Linked DNA regions of Mus musculus: region 1 is linked to region 2. A link is a loop called in an ENCODE intact Hi-C map of the cell type or tissue named here. Cell type or tissue: heart. All regions are shown on one strand.

Evidence for each region. Peaks named below come from ENCODE experiments on the same cell type or tissue, not always from the same donor. Only the 100,000 strongest peaks of a DNase experiment are listed, where the experiment ranks them.
Region 1: a loop joins it to region 2, with 2.1 times the contacts of the local background. A loop is called at or near these places in 3 of 42 quality-filtered maps.

Annotation. Positions count from the first base shown.
Region 1 is chr2:144,103,802-144,111,801 of GRCm38, forward strand. The region is part of intron 2 of Banf2os (a long non-coding RNA gene); the gene reads right to left. Among named protein-coding and RNA genes, the nearest start is that of Banf2, 75 kb to the left of the region's middle. In heart, no CTCF peak of the experiment used is centred here; a DNase peak (open chromatin) is centred at 3,790; H3K27ac peaks cover 92 bases; H3K27me3 peaks cover 3,102 bases.
Region 2 is chr2:144,041,122-144,049,121 of GRCm38, forward strand. The region is part of intron 1 of Banf2 (BANF family member 2); the gene reads left to right. Among named protein-coding and RNA genes, the nearest start is that of Banf2, 12 kb to the left of the region's middle. In heart, no CTCF peak of the experiment used is centred here; DNase peaks (open chromatin) are centred at 3,830 and 6,000; H3K27ac peaks cover 766 bases.

The DNA of each region.
Region 1 (8,000 bases), 63 kb after region 2:
TGAGTACAGGTCCTTTGTGTGTGTGTGTGTGTGTGTGTGTGTGTGTGTGTGTGTGTGGTATGTGCATCAGATGGCTTCCTCTGTTGCTGTTTTAGGGTCTCCTTGATGCAGAATCTCCCACTGCAGTGGCGGCTCACACTTCAGTGGCTGGCCTGCAAGCTCTCAGGAACCCTGATGTTACAGGTATCCATACCCACGACTGTCTTTAATGTGGTGCTAATGATTTGCAGAGTGAGCACTGGCAGACACTCAGCCCTCTCCCAGCTCTGTGCCCCACCTCCAAGTGGCAAATGATTATATTTGCTGAGTACCTAGAATGTGCCTCGCAGCACTCTCAGATCTGAGGAGCTAGAACAAGATCCTTAAAAACCCTGCCTTTGATGGGGATTAGCTCCGTGGTACAGTGCTTGCCTGGCACATTTGAAGCCCTGGATTCAGAGGGGAAAAAAATCCCTGGCCTCTTAGGATTTACCCTGGGTTGGGTAGGAAAAAAGACAAGTTAAACAGCTGGCGTTGCGGTATGTTAAACAGCTGGCGTTGCGGTATGTTAAACAGCTGGCGTTGCGGTATGTTAAACAGCTGGCGTTGCGGTATGTTAAACAGCTGGCGTTGCGGTATGTTAAACAGCTGGCGTTGCGGTATGTTAAACAGCTGGCGTTGCGGTATGTTAAACAGCTGGCGTTGCGGTATGTTAAACAGCTGGCGTTGCGGTATGTTAAACAGCTGGCGTTGCGGTATGTTAAAAAGCTGGCGTTGCGGTATGTTAAACAGCTGGCGTTGCGGTATGTTAAACAGCTGGCGTTGCGGTATGTTAAACAGCTGGCATTGCGGTATGTTAAACAGCTGGCGTTGCGGTATGTTAAACAGCTGGCATTGCGGTATGTTAAACAGCTGGCGTTGCGGTATGTTAAACAGCTGGCATTGCGGTATGTTAAACAGCTGGCGTTGCGGTATGTTAAACAGCTGGCGTTGTGGTATGTTAAGTTGAGGTTGATAAGGCAGGAAAGATACATAGGAGGTGTCGGGGGAGGAGTGGATTTCAATTTTAAAGTGGGCATGCAAGTGCTAAGGAGGCAAAAATACCTGGAGAAAAAGGTCCGAAGGATGCATAGGTGCAAAGGCTTCTGGGGCTGCAGAGGGTCCACCTCTCAGGGATGGACTCCCCCAACACACCCCCACACACACACACACACACACATACACACCTGCTGCATGTTCAGGGGATTGGAGCCTGGGATCTCCCCAAAACACACACACACACACACACACAGGCACACACGAATGAACACACAGGCACACAATTGTGTGGGGCATGGAAACACCAGAACTCTAGTGAACAGGAGGACCATTTCCATTGGAGGGTGATGTATGTGTTTCATCTGCGAGTGAACACCCAGACAAGAGACAAATCCTTCCTCTCAGGTGGGCAGCTATGGACAACGTCTTAGTTTCTTTTCCAATACTGTGGTAAAATGCTTTGCCAAAAGCAATTTAAAGGAGAAAAGGTTCATTCTGGCAGACACCGTCTGCCAAGGAGGCAGGAACTTAAAGGAACCGGTCAAGCCACATCCACGATCAAGAACAGAGAGCAAGATGAATCCCTGCTGCTTCCCAGCTCCTTTCCTCTCCTTACACAATCTAGGGAATGGGCTACCCACAGCAGGAGGGCACCCCCACCTCCATACAATCAAGATAATCACCCACGGCATGTCCAGCAGCCCCTCTTCCAGGTACTACTACATTCTCTCCAGGAGATAATTAACACTGAGCAATACAGAGTGCTTAATCAGTATAGGGAAGCCACAACACAGCCCTGATGTCCCCAGTTGCCTAAGAATGGGGGAGAAGCTGGAAAAACCTCTGAAAATGGATGCCTGAAAATCCTGCTTGTGGTCACCAGGTGCTTAGCTGAAAGGGGTGCTGTGTTGTATTTGAGCCTCCTGATACACCTCCTAGAATATCCATAGCAACACTATTCGCAAGAGCCCAGATTGGATGCGGTTCACAAGTACCCATCCATGGGAAGACATATAAATAACAGACACTCACACAATGGTGCAGGGCTCAAGAAGAGAAGTTGGTCAGCGGCCTCAGTTCATTAAGTGGTCAGCACATAAACACCAAGACCTTAACTCTGTCTCCAGCACTCACGTAAAAACTGGGTGTGGTACTCTGTGTCTGTAATCCCAGCTCTAACAGGGCAGAAGCAGCTGGATCCCTAGAGTCTGCTACCCAGCCAATCTAGCTGTATCCGTGAGCTCCAGGTTCAGTGAGAGACCTTATCTCAAAATATAGAGCAAACAACCATAAAGGAAGATATCCTTTAACCTCCGAATGTACCCCTATATACACACATATAGGAACATGGACATGTATGAATATGCACACACACACACACACACACACACAAGTAGGATCATAAGAGCTGAGAGACCCCCACTGCCATTCTTGCACACCCCTTCTAGCTCAGTATGAGCATAGTCAACAGAAAAAACTTTTCCCACCATGTACAGCTTCCGTTCAGTTCAATGGTGAGCACTCTTCAGAAACTCTTCTTTATCTTCAACACGGCATTTGCAGCCTCCCTTCCTCCCCCTTCCCCCATCCCACACCCATTCAGGGTCCTCAGAGCATCCACATTCTCTTTCCACATGCCCCCTACAAAGTCGTGGTTTTCCTACATAGGCATTAACCTTTGCAACCGCCCAGTACTTCTAGCCTCCTCTCCCCCTGGGCCCTGGCATCTCCTCCTTCTTTAAAAGCCCTCAGCGTGTCCACAGCCCTGGCAAGCAACAGCCCATTTAAGTGCCCTTGTCTTCTCCCAGATGACACCCCAGGGGGCAGGGGCTGCTTCTGTCTTGTCCAGCATCATGGCTTTAGTCCAGGCATATGGTTAGGAGACACCTAACATGTGTTAATAGAATGGTGCACCTCTTTGGAAAGGACTGTTCCAAAACGTTGGTGGTGTCCACCTACCCCTCTGCTACTATTTATATAACTCTTTTCTCTGAAGCCCATGCACAGGGTACCAGGAAGGCATGCAGGAGGATGCCCGTCTTCTTCTCTCCCTCCAGAGGACTCATCCTGAGGACAGAACCACACTGCTCCCCAGGGTTTCCCTGGGATGGAGCTATGGCTGTATGTATGAATAGAAACTCAGGGTTTCTATTCCTGCACAAATATCATGACCAAGAAGCAAGTTGGGGAGGAAAGGGTTTATTCAGCTTACACTTTCCACATTGCTGTTGATCACCAAAGGAAGTCAGGACTAGAAATCAAGCAGGTCAGGAAGCAGGAGCTGATGAAGAGGCCATGGAGGGATGTTACTGGCTTGCTTCCCTTGGCTTGCTCAGCCTGCTCTCTTATAGAACCAAGACTACCAGTCCAGGGATGGCACCACCCACAATGCCTCTCCCCCCTTGATCACCAACTGAGAAAATGCCCCACAGCTGAATTTCATGGAGGCATTTCCCCAACTGAAGCTCCTTTCTCTGTGATAACTCTAGCCTGTGTCAAGTTGACATGCGAAACCAGCCAGTACACTGCAGTAATGATTTGCTTTGCAATACACCTTCCCAAGGACACCTGGGTTCTCTTTGTCCCTCTCACACACCCTATCAATACCTTCTGGCGTCATCGGCCAACCAAAAGACTTGCTCCAAGGACCATTTCTAGGGCTCTGTCTTCTGAGAGGCTGGGTGGCTGGCCAAGAACTGAATTTGGAACAACCTTCCTTGAATGTTCTCTGTAGAATCCACAGGGTGATATCACCAAGTACAGAGTCCAGTGAGGAAAAAGGAGTGTTGTGCCAACCAGACGGAGAAACAGCTAGGACTCCAGAGCCAAAGGAAAGTATGAAGCTAAAAAAAACCAAGGGGCCGATGACTGGGAGTGTTTAGTAGATGCTGGAAGAGGTGAGGAAGGATCCTCACTGCCAGGGCCAGGCAGAGCGGGGCCTGCTGATACCTGACTTGAAAGTCTGCCTCCAGAACTGTGTGGTGCATGGCTCTGGTACAAGGTAGCTTTTGAAAGCTACCTAACTTGTGGTAATAGTTACAGCATGTGGCTACTAGAGCTTTATATTGTTACTTGGCATTACTTTATATTATTACTATTCTCCAGAGGAGGAAACCCAGGGTCAAAGAGTCCAGGTGGTTAATGTAAAGATAACAAAGGTGTAAGTGAAGCAGTCAGCACCAGTTCAGACCTGTCAGCACCGGTTCAGGGTTCCCTGATATCAGGTCCCATTGTCATTAGCTCTCTCAGTGTTGTTGACATGCAATCTCCCAGACACTCTCTATGCATTTAAGATAGAGGAATGAGATACTCAGATTTAACTGTCAGCTCATAGTATTGTCAAGTCACCTGCGAATAGAGTCTCAGTGAGGGGTTGTCTAGCTCAGGTTAGCCTATGGGCATGTCTAGGGGGAACTGACTTGGTGATGTTAATTGATATGGAAGAACACATCTTAAAGGCACCTTTTCCTGGATTTGGTCAAGGGCTGTATAAAAGAGGAAGTGAACTGAGTTGTAGACACACAGACATCAATTCTCTTTGCTCTTCACTGTGGATGTGACTGGCTGCTTCAAGTTCCTGCTCTGACTTCCATGCAACGGTGGAACGCAACCCAGAATTCTGAGGTGAACAAACCCTTTCTCTCTTGAAGTCTTGTCTGGCTATTTTACCACAGCAACAGGAAAAGAAAGCAAAACAAAGGTCTGTCCCATGTAGCATTTATCTGGAAGCAGGCACACAGGCCTATGAGTAATCCTGTTGCTTAGCAGGCTAGACAGAGTTAAGAGTCTATGAGCAGAGACTGGACAGGGGAGGGGAGGGTGAGTGAGCTCAGAGACAGTTTGCAGTGCTAAACAGAGGCAGTTGGAAAATTGAAGCCTCTGCAAAGATATGGGAATGGAGACGGTGAGTCTTGTGGATGTCTTAGAGTGTCCCAGGCCTGAGTGTCCCCAGGCACAGGACACTTATTATTACAGTAGGAAACTGGAGATATGTTAAAAGGGACAATGAAACTCTCTAAGCATTAAAATCAGGCTTCAAAGTATGTTCCAAAGAATCCTGCAGATTGTAACAGGAGCTTCCAAGGCCACGACACAGCCTCACCCCACTCTCCCCATGCTCAGCCAGATCATTCAATCTCAGTTCTCATCTGCTTTGTCGCCTGAGGTTCTCACTGAACTTCATCTAAGGAATCCCAGAGCTGGGAAGCAGGCCTGGGGTAAGCTGCAAGACAGCCATTCTCTGAAAGAGAAAGAGCCTACCAGACAGTACCAATGGAGTTGAATGCCCTGCACTAAGTGTAAGAAGCCAGACCCAAACAGCTACCTTCTGGTTTCACTTCTAGGACATTCTATAAAGGACAAATGTAGGGAGACAGGGAACTGATGCAGACTGCAGAAACTGCAAAGGGGACTGCTGCCTGCATTGCCCACTGATCCTTACTGGGAATGCTCCACAAACTTGACCTCACCCTCGCCACCCAGTATTTGAAGATTCTGCTTGAGTTATCTTTTATTCTGAGGGCACTATGAATTGTGACAAAAGGACACAAAAGACAAACACCTTGGGTATGAAGAGCAAGAAAAGGAAACACACTATCAGTGTGCACTCAGGGCCATCGGCTAGTGACTTCAATTCCTTTCCTATCACTCTGTTTTCATGCATAAAATTCTCACTAGACTTCCGTAGAGAAGCTGTAACTCCACAGGGCTCCATGTAGCAGGTTGTATTTCCCAGAACAGCAAGAGATACTATTAAACATAAAATAATGAAACCTTGTGTCTCTAGTTTGAGCAATAATTTGGGACATAGTAACAAATAATTGGAAAGGCAGGAACAGAGCCTGAGGGCACCTTAGCCCAGCACCTGCTCGCTGTGTGCTGGACCAGCAGCCTCTCTTTGGTCTGTCTTGTTCCTTCTTTAGAAAATAGGGAGCCCTCATGCACAGCCTACTGGAGGAAACTCCATGCATCCCACCCTAGAGCAAGAGGTAATAGCTCTCATCTGGATGTCAGGTGTTAAAGTTATACTGGGCACATAGTAGGTGCTCAAAAAATATCTGGCAGTTGAATGCACAACTCCCAGACTCACTCTAGAAGCTGGTAGAACAGTTAGCAGTATCAGTCTTTATGGAGGAGACCACAGTAAGCTAATAATGAGGACATTTTAGACGCACGTGACAGGAGGAAAGAACTAAGGGCTCTCTGACAGAGGACTGACTGTGTACAAAGGTCAAGGAGGTCTTCTGAGTAGATGACATCTGAACTGAGTCTGAAAAAGAATAGTAGCTACTCTGAGCAGGTAAGATGTGTGTTCTTAACAGAGGAATGCCAAAGGAAAATGCTATAGAGTATGAGTATATGCACATACACACATACACACCTGCATGTACACATACACATATGAATACAATACACACATACATATTCACATTCACACACATTAGTGCATACATATGCATACACACACACACACACTTTAAAATATAAAAGGAAGGTTCTGGGTCAGCATCAACTGCACGTATTCTTGAGCAGGGCAAATAGCAATAAGCAATAATTTGGGACAAAGAATGGAGCATTTTGTCAGGGTGGTCTTTGCCCTCCATTCCCTGCTGTTACCTTGGGTGATCTTTTCTTTATGGGCCTCTGTCATTAGTATGCAAAGGAGTTTGGTTGGCATCAGTGGGATCCTTGAGGCTCATGCTAGCCTAGGAGGGCCACTTGTGAACATCTCTTTCTTACACCCTGGATTCAGCAATAACCCATGGGGTAATGGAACTTGGCCATGGGAGGGTACTTACACCACCCCTGGGGTGAGGGGCTGGGGGTGGCTACGACTGGGGTGAGGGTCTGGGGTAGCTACAGATGGTGACTCAGTTTTCTTTTAAGATCTAGTTTAATGCCTCCGGCACATCCTTGGCCTGATCTGGTGCTTCACGAATTGTGCTGAAGTTTTCTGTAGCAGAGAAACGCTTACACAGAACCCAGAGGCCTTAGAGCCGAGCATCTTAGAATTGTCCTGAAAAGCACCGATTAGGGGCTAGAAAGATAACTCGGTTAATTAAGGGCACTTGCTGCTCTTGCAGGGGACCTGGATTGAGTCCTCAACACCCACACCGGGTCACTAACAACTATCTGTAACTCCAGCTGCACAGGGGGGCCTGATGCCTCTGGCCGCCATGGAGCCAATCTATGCTTATGTGGTCAGACATACTCATACATGTAATTAAAATAGTTTTGAAAGAAAAAAAATTTGAAGGATGTCTCAGGGACCAGTGAGGGGATACCAGGAGTAAAGTCACTTGCCATTCACACTGATGATCTGAGTTTGATCCTCAAGACCCACATGGTGGAAAGAGAGAAGGGACTCCAAAGACTTGTCCTTTGTCCTTGAAATCATGCAGCGGCATATGTAACATCCCCATAAATAAATCATGGTGATAAAAACTATTTAAAGGCACCTATTGGCTAGTCAGGGTGGCTCCCACGTATAATCGCAATGCTTGGGAGATTGAGGCAGGAGAATTGCCATGAGCCTGAGGCCAGCCTGGGCTATATAATGAGTTCTAGGCCTACCTGAGCTCCACAGCGCAACACTGTTTCAATTTTAAAAAGCAACAACACCGAAAGCACTGGCTGTAGGTTTAAATTTACAATCGGTATGTATCTGCTTCTTGTTTATTCAAACTTTAAATTTTAATAAAAACATTTACAGTTTTATTGCCCTAACTTCAAGAAGATGATGTATGTTGTTGATTCAGAAGGACTTTTTTATATCTTTATATCATTCCCTCCCTCCCTCCCTCCCTCCCCCCATCTCCCATCCCCCATCCCTTTTCTTCCATTCTCTGCCATCCTATAGGCAGGGCTAGAGTCCTCAGTCCCTGCAGGGCCCATCCACTCTCTCTCTTCCTTTGCCTCTTACCCATTGTAACCCATGGCCTTAGAATTAGGATTGGAGAGGCGTGGCTAAGCCTTAGCTGCTT
Region 2 (8,000 bases):
ATTAGACTCTTTAGCCCTGTTCCCTTATGTAGCAAGCTGGCTAGAATGTGTTTCTGATGGGGGTATTAAGCTGATTCTGAAATAGCAACAGTCCTAGCCCATCTAGAATAAGAACTTCTTTGGTGGTGGCCAGAATGGAGGTTGCAGGTGTGTGTGTGTGTGTGTGTGTGTGTGTGTGTGTGTGTGTGTGTGTGTGTGTGAAGATCAAGGTGTCCAGGCATTGAGTAGCAAACCAGCTACTTGTCGTCTGTCCATCTGTGTCTTGGTGTGGCTTCTGTCTCACATTGCTGCTCAGAGTGAATCAAGCAGCATTCACTGTGCAGATGAGATGGCTAGGGGCACGAAATGTGCAAATGGCTCTCTCAGTTCTTCCCTATACAGGAGCACAGGTACCATACGTGTGTGCTCAGTCACTCCCAGATGACTCTACCCAAATTCCATGCAGAAGACTAGATCTGAGTAGAGGATGTTCTGCACACTTGTCCCACCAGAGCCTTGGAAAGACATCCAGATCACACCAGCGCTCAGGGGACTCTGAAAGAGCTGGAACCTGAGCATGGAATGCTAAGCCAGGTTTGCAGGTCTGGAAACCCAGCCATCTTCAGGGCAGGACCACTAGGATGTGTATCTCACTGAGAGGAACATGGAGGGAGAGGTGAGAGTGGTGGTCACCTGTTTGTAGACAGCTTCATGGGAAGAGCAAAACTATCCCAGAACAGCTTCATCCGAAGTTTAAGGGGAAAGCACCAATCCAAACTTCAGGTTTCCTAGGAGATGGGACTTGCTTGAAAGGACTCTTAACCCGAGCTGCCTGGTCTACAGTAACTGAATGTATGATGTCTAGTTGTATTGATAAATACAGATGACACGATTTCCTCTGGAAGCAAAGTCCGTAACAACAGAGGGAAACTAGTGGTATAGATTGGTTTGGTTGCATCCGTGTTACAAATATGCAAGTTATTGGCCAACAGTTAAAATTTGGCAACTTGAGGCAGGCATGATGGCACATATTGGTAGTTCTAGCACTCAGACAGCTGGGAGAGAAGAAACATCTCAGTCTGAGGCCAGTTCAAAGCAAATTATGGCTTGACAAAATCTTGTCACAAAAGAAAAAAAAAGTTGCTATTCTGTGTGATAACACATACTGTAATTTTAGCATTTTGGAGGCAGAGGCAGAAGATCAGGAACTCAAGTTCATCCTTAGCGACACAAAAAGTTCAAGAGGCCAGCCTGGGCTACATAAGACTGCGTCTCAAAGGAAGACAAAATAAACACCCCCTGTCCTCCAAAATTGGAGGCAAGCATGATGGTATCTTGTAATCCTAGTACTTGGAAGCCTGAGGCAGGGGGACTTGAGTGGTTTGAAGCCAACCTGAGCTACATAGCAAGTACTAGGCTAGCCTGGGCTACATAGCAAGACTGTCTTAAGCAAGCAAGTAAACAAACAAACAAAATGGAAATTGGTGCATAAAAATCCAAATTTTAAATTTTGGACTTCTTGGCAAAAAGTTCCACAAATTCGGTCAAACTTCCCCAAAGTAAGACAAACTTTTCAGAGAGAGGGTGACCTTCAGATGAGCAGGTAGGGACCCTGCTCAGCCCGAGTCCATACCAGTTTTGTAACCTCCGTCTCAGATGCAATTCCAATCCCCACTAACCATTGCCCTTGCACTGTTTTCCCTCCCAGGTTAATTGCCTTCTCTTGCCAGTTCCTTCTGGCTTTTGCGTTTGTCACCTACCCCTAACCAGAATAGGCGTTTAACAGTCCTGCTTTCAAAAAGATCATGGGACTAAGACTTCTTCTAGATCTACACCTCCTGACGATGTAGTCTTGAGGCTGACCCTTGAAAGAGGCAGAACATTCGCTGCCCAGGCGAGGAAAGGCAAATTCACTCCAAAGAGGTATATCAACACATAGCTGGGCAAGCTTCTTTAAACATTTTTTTAAAAAACATCCAGTCCTAGGAACTAAACCCTAGGGTTTTCTATTTGCGAGGTAAGCATTTTATTGCTGAGAAACACCCAGCTTCCCTTTTAGATTTTTGTTTTGTTTTGTTTTGTGACTCAGTGTTGCCCAGCCTGGTTTTGAACCTGTGATGATAGCGTCTGGGTCATCTTCCCTACTGAATCAAAAGGCTATAACCCTGCAGATGTCCAGAAATGACTCCACTGCTTCTTATCGTTTGCAAAAGAGCTCCAAGGATAATGCCATCAATTAAAGAGATAGAAGTCGCTGAGAAATCCTTTCCTGCGTGTTCATGGGAACTCCTATGAATTCCACACAAGTTTAAAGGGCAGCTCCCATTGGGGCTCTCCTGAAGCCAGACACAACCAGCCTCCTGATAGTTATCTCAGGAGGGTCTTTGTTTTCAGTCTTGATGACCCAGAAAGAGATTCTGGATAAGTCTTTGCATCTAAACCTGCAGAGGTGTTAGCTGTTTTCTTAGGCTTCTGGCCCCTTGAGAATCTAACCCATGGCCAGTTCCCAGACTTCTACTAGTTCAGCTGGTCAAAGTGGGCTATAAGCTCAGAGCTGGGGAACCTCCAGAGCCAGGTCTTTCCTCCAAAGCAAGGACTCAGAGCCAAACTGAACTTAGCAGATGCTGCCCCAGCCCTGCCTCTTGTCTTTCAGGGCCACCCTGTGTCTGCTTCCCTTTCAGTAGCATGGCCTAGTGAGTGCGAGCTGAACTGGAGGGAGGCAAGCTTAGCCAGGCATGGGAGAGTGCAGTGCAGGAACTGAGGAGATAACTGGTTCCATTTATTAGGGACAGGATGGGTATTTATGCTCCTGGGGAGGTGGCTAAGGTCTCTGGAACAAGGTTTGTGTGGCTATGTAGCATTGACCAGGGCAGGGGTGTTGGAAAATGCTTTTTCTACATTCTCAGGGACTGTAAGGGGTGGGGACCTTATAAGTTCAAACAAGGAGTGAAGCCTGAGAATTGTCAAGGTACCAGATTCGTACTAGGGTTGATGGTGGGGAGCTGGCTTTATGGCTCCCTGTTGGAGATGGAGAGGTAGCTATCTCCTGCTTGTCCTGTTTGAGGGATCAGGGATTGAAGCTCCCTTGACCCTTCCCCCACAACCCTGGGCTATTATGGTCCCAAAGTTCAGGACTCAAGTTCCCAATGTTTGTGGCTCTCTTTCCATGTGACACTGCCATGTACGTTCGGTAGGGACTGACTGTGATGTCCTGTGGGCTACTCATATCAAGGGCATTTTCCGAAGTTAAAAAGTTGATCTGGGGAGGGATCCCTGTTACACAATAGGGAAGTCTGAAAGTGAGACAGGATGGAGAAGATGGCTACAAAGCAGGTTACTTCCCTAAACAGTGTGCCTCCCTGAGGACATTTGGGAGATTGGAGTTGTGTTACCTAAGGGAATAGGTGTGTGTTGTCCATACCTCCCTGGTTGGGTAATACTCCCAGACACGGAATGGACAGAGCCACAGGCATTGGTTTTTGTGGGAACTCTTGAGTCCTGAAGGACCAGTGGCAGGGCTGGGACAGCATCTGCTAAGGTTGCCCTGGAAAGACTGGCTCTGGATCTTCCCAGCCCTCAGCATATAGCTTGCCTGTGTCTTTTACTGAGAAGACACGCTGGTCTCCACCACTCTGATCCTCCATTTCCCCAAATCAACCCATCAGTTGATTTTGAAGCAAAGTGTGGCAGAGACTGTGAATAGGCAGGCATATCTGAATTGCTCAATCCATGTAAGTCTCAGAACTTGCCAGTGCGACTGGGTTTCTCATCTCTCACTTGCCCACAGTCTTTATTCCGTTTCTATTCCCGGAATGAGCCCAGCTGGCACCAGGCCTCCTTTCCAGATGAGCAGGGACTTGCTGACAGCCAAGCTAGTGTTTGGCTCCCAGGCGACTTCTGAGAGACGCCTTGTCCTGCCTCCATTCTAGCTGTGTCCTCTCATCTAGATCCCTCAGATCTGCTCCCTTGCTCTGTGGAGAGGAAGGCTCAAGGTCAAGTCAGGAGCAAAGTCCCAGAGGGCGATTTCTGACATCTGCAGCTCTGCTGTTTTGGGTCAGAAGCAGAGGCAGCCCTAGGGGCTTCTGAGAGTCCAAGTGTGGGAGGGTGGCAAGAGAAACAGAACTACAATAATGAAAGAAATAAGAGGTCATCCATTCGATTGTGACTGAAGTAGGGATAGGAGCGGGGAGGTATGGAGGGGTCTAATGGAGGAGATACGGAGGGCTTGGAGGGACATAATTATATTTTAACTTTAAAAATATTTTTAAGGGCACAACAAGTCCAGTTATGGGGCTGAAGAGATGGTTTGGCAGTTAAGAGGACTTGCTGCTCTTACAGAGGACTTGAATTTGGTTCCTAGCACCCATCTGGGGCAGTTTATAACTGCCAGGATCCCAGCTTCAGGGGATTTCAGGGGATTGTCACCTCCTCTGGCCACTGTAGACAGCCACCTAGATGTGTACATATATACAGAGACATAAACACACACACCACATACAACACACATGTGAATAAAACTTTGTAAAGAAAATTAAAAGATGCCTACTTAAATAAACACCCAATAATGTTTTCAATGGAAGTCCATTGGGCCTTCCCACTTATACTGCAGAGTTATTGAATGTGTATCTGATTTAATTTTTTTTCATGAGATAAGGTCTTCCCATGTAACTCAGGCTAGCCTTACATGTTCCATCGTTGTATCTCAACTCCCAAGAATAACCAGCTTTCAGTTTTTTATCTGCTAAATCCCTCAACCTGGCTTTGGGAGGTGGGGGTCAGAAACAACTTCCTGGGGTGGTATGTGCTACAGACAAGTACAACTACCCTCAGACAGCCCTGTGTGCAACAGTCATACAGGTAGACAGTCAGGGTCTGCCAACTGCTTATAAAAATTACTTTTGCCTAGGGACCTTAACATATGCAGTGGAAGCCCAGATTCACTCTCACTACAATTACACATCAAAACAAGCAAAACCCATCTGTGCTTTTTCTTAGACATCTCCACCCTGTGGGGGTACAGGGAGACACAGCCTAGGCCTTGAAACATTTACATCTTGGGTGGCTTTTCTTAGCAGCAGAGTGAGGGATCTGGATTTCACTCACGAGCTCACTGGGACAGCAAAGGGACAGGAGAGGAACTGAGTAGTCTAATGTCAGGTGTAGCCAGCTCTTGCCTGGCCCCCTGGTACACTCTAGGGCACAATCCTGCCGAGGGGAGACTAGGCCATTGTGCTACTGTAGTTACTTACAGGCAAGGGGGCTGGGCCTCTGAACCTTCCAGGTGGCTCCAGGTTGGATGACTTTGTCTCCTAGGCAACAGTCCTCCCACAGCAATGAGGTTTGCTGTGAACCTGCAGCTACAAATGAGGCTTTCTGGCTGGGCGGAGGACCTAGACACAGCCCCCAGCAGCACTTACAGAGTACCCTATGTCCTTTCGTATGAAGATGCAAGCCCATTTCTGTCTAGTTCACCGGGAGATTTAATCTCCTTGGAGACAACTCTGCTCCACATGGGGGTCAGGACATAGATGGGAACAGGATCTAGCTCTCTGGTGGCAGTGCAGAGAGATTCTGAATGCCTGTCCGCTGTGCAGGATGACACCCTGGTCCTTAAGGCACTGTCTCTATTCTGGCTTGTGGTGTCTGGCCCTGCCCAGTCTGTCAGGAGCATCTTGATTTACTCAGACCCTGGTGGTATGCTTCTCTCCCAGGGGCCTCTTCATCCTGACAGGAGGCTTCTGCTTACTTACCAGCCCTTGAAGCACATTCACTCTGTTCTGTCTTGGACATGCGGGCTGTTTGCTGCAAAATGCCAAGGGCAACCACTCAGACGCTTTACCTAGACACTATATGGGCTGCAGCGCCGTCCAAGACACTTGGGAAATGGTCGTTTCCCTATAAGCCCAAGGAGACAGTCACTAGCTCCATGCGTAGCTTCAAACCCACCAGTCATCCAGCTCTACCCGTCTGGGATCTTCAGGCCTGCCACTTCCTGTTTTGTTCCAGAGAAGGGAAGGCAAGCCCCTGCCCCTACTTCCTGCTTCCTCAGCCCGAATTCTTCTTCTCTGCCTGGCGCTGCTTCCTCCTCTTCTCTGGCACTGAAGGCAGAGGAAGGAGGAACGGACAAATCGAGAGGTTTAAAATGTGTCTGTTTTGGTACACCCATGCTTACCCATGCTCACAGCAGCTTTATTCATGATAGCTGAGACGTCACAGTGTCCAGTGATGAATGAATGAATGGGCAACAAAGTATGTTCAGCCCTCTCGTCTGTGCTTTCATACTCCAAAGGCAGGAGATGTTCCTTAGAAAAACTGCATCTATACTAAACATGTGCAGGCATGCCTTGCTGCCTTTGCACCTTAAGCAATATTGTACAGCTCCTATTGGATGGTGTTTGCATTCCTTGGGTACCATGGGTTACTTAGAGATTACTTAAACTAAGCGCACAGGAAGCTGTACATTGGTCATAGGCACCTGCTACAGCCATGGATGGAGGAGACTTGACTCTCTGGGTTGTAGCATCATGGGCAGGGAGGATGTCTTGAACCAAGGGGCTGTTGTACTGTTATGTAGCCATATGGAGAAATAGTAGCCAGACTCAAAAAGGAAAGAAAGCTTGTCATATATGGTAGTGAGGATGACCATTATGGCATTATGATAAATGAAATAAACACAAAAACTCAAGCACCATATGAGCTTATGGTATCTGTAGTGTCAGCGAGCATAGACACAGAAAAGTTGTTAAATCCCAGTTAAAAACATGCACAGTGAACTTAAGTTTGCACAGAGACAGATTCATCGTGACAGAAACTAGAGTAACACTATTGTTGCTTTGTTTGTTTTGCCATCAGGGAATGCACCCCAGGATCTTGTACATGCTAGGAAAGGTTTAAACTCATTCCACTCCTGACCCTCTCCCACTTAAGAAATTTTTGTGTGCCCCCACACATGTAAGTATGTAAAATGGATGCACAAACCAAACATGCACTGGAAATGAAATGCAAATTTATCCCAAAACAATTCTTTGGTATCCATATAATTTTATTATTAAAGACAAAAAGCAAGTCTGCATACACATGAGTGTGGTCATTTACTTTTACATTAAGGCTTGACTGAAATCATGGCTTAGTTGGGGAAGGTCTTTTTCTGCAAGCATGAAGTCATGAGTTCAGATCCCCAGAACCCATGTAAAAGATGCTCACAGTAACATGCATCTGTAGTGCCATCAACCTTGTGGCAAGATAGGAGGCAAAGTGGAGAATTCTTGGAAACTCTAAGGTCAGGCAACTTGGCAGGCAGCAGCAAGATACCCTGAGACAGGGTCAAAAGTGAGGACAGACATTAGAGATTGTCCTCTGACCTCCACGTGTGTGCTGTGGTGCACTCACTCAGGCACTCAAACAAACACGCACAGGTACACACAAGCAGGCACACATATCATGTGTGTGCACGAATATACACTCCAAGACAAATGAAGAAAGAACAAATGAAGTCAGCCAAATCTGACTCTGCAGGATGTAGAACATCTTCACCATTTTTCAGAATTGACTCATATTTTGACTTTATAATTACCAGTGCTGATATTTCCTCTTCACATAAATATGTAATACAAATGGCAGAAGCATGCTTAGGACCATCTCAGAAACTGTTAGAAACTCTGTCCTCATCCCAAGCTAACATTCATTGAACAATTTTTTTATGTGTATGAAAAAAAACTAGGCAATTCAAATATCAATTCTTAAAGTATTCCCACACAGAGTTGTATTTTATGGGATGGTAATCTCCCCCACCCCTGCCAAAAAAAAAAAAAACAAACCCCTATAGACTACCTACCAAAACCCCAGTGCTAACAGGAGTTATTGACCAGGGTGGCACAATAACCCTCTCCAAACAGTACAGATGATTGCCGTTGCCCTCGGTTGCCTTCCTTAACTTGAAAGTAAAAGCCTATTACTGAAGACATTGAACACTTTGGATGCAGGTCTTGGAGAAATCCAGTTGGGGCTACCTGCAGACTGGC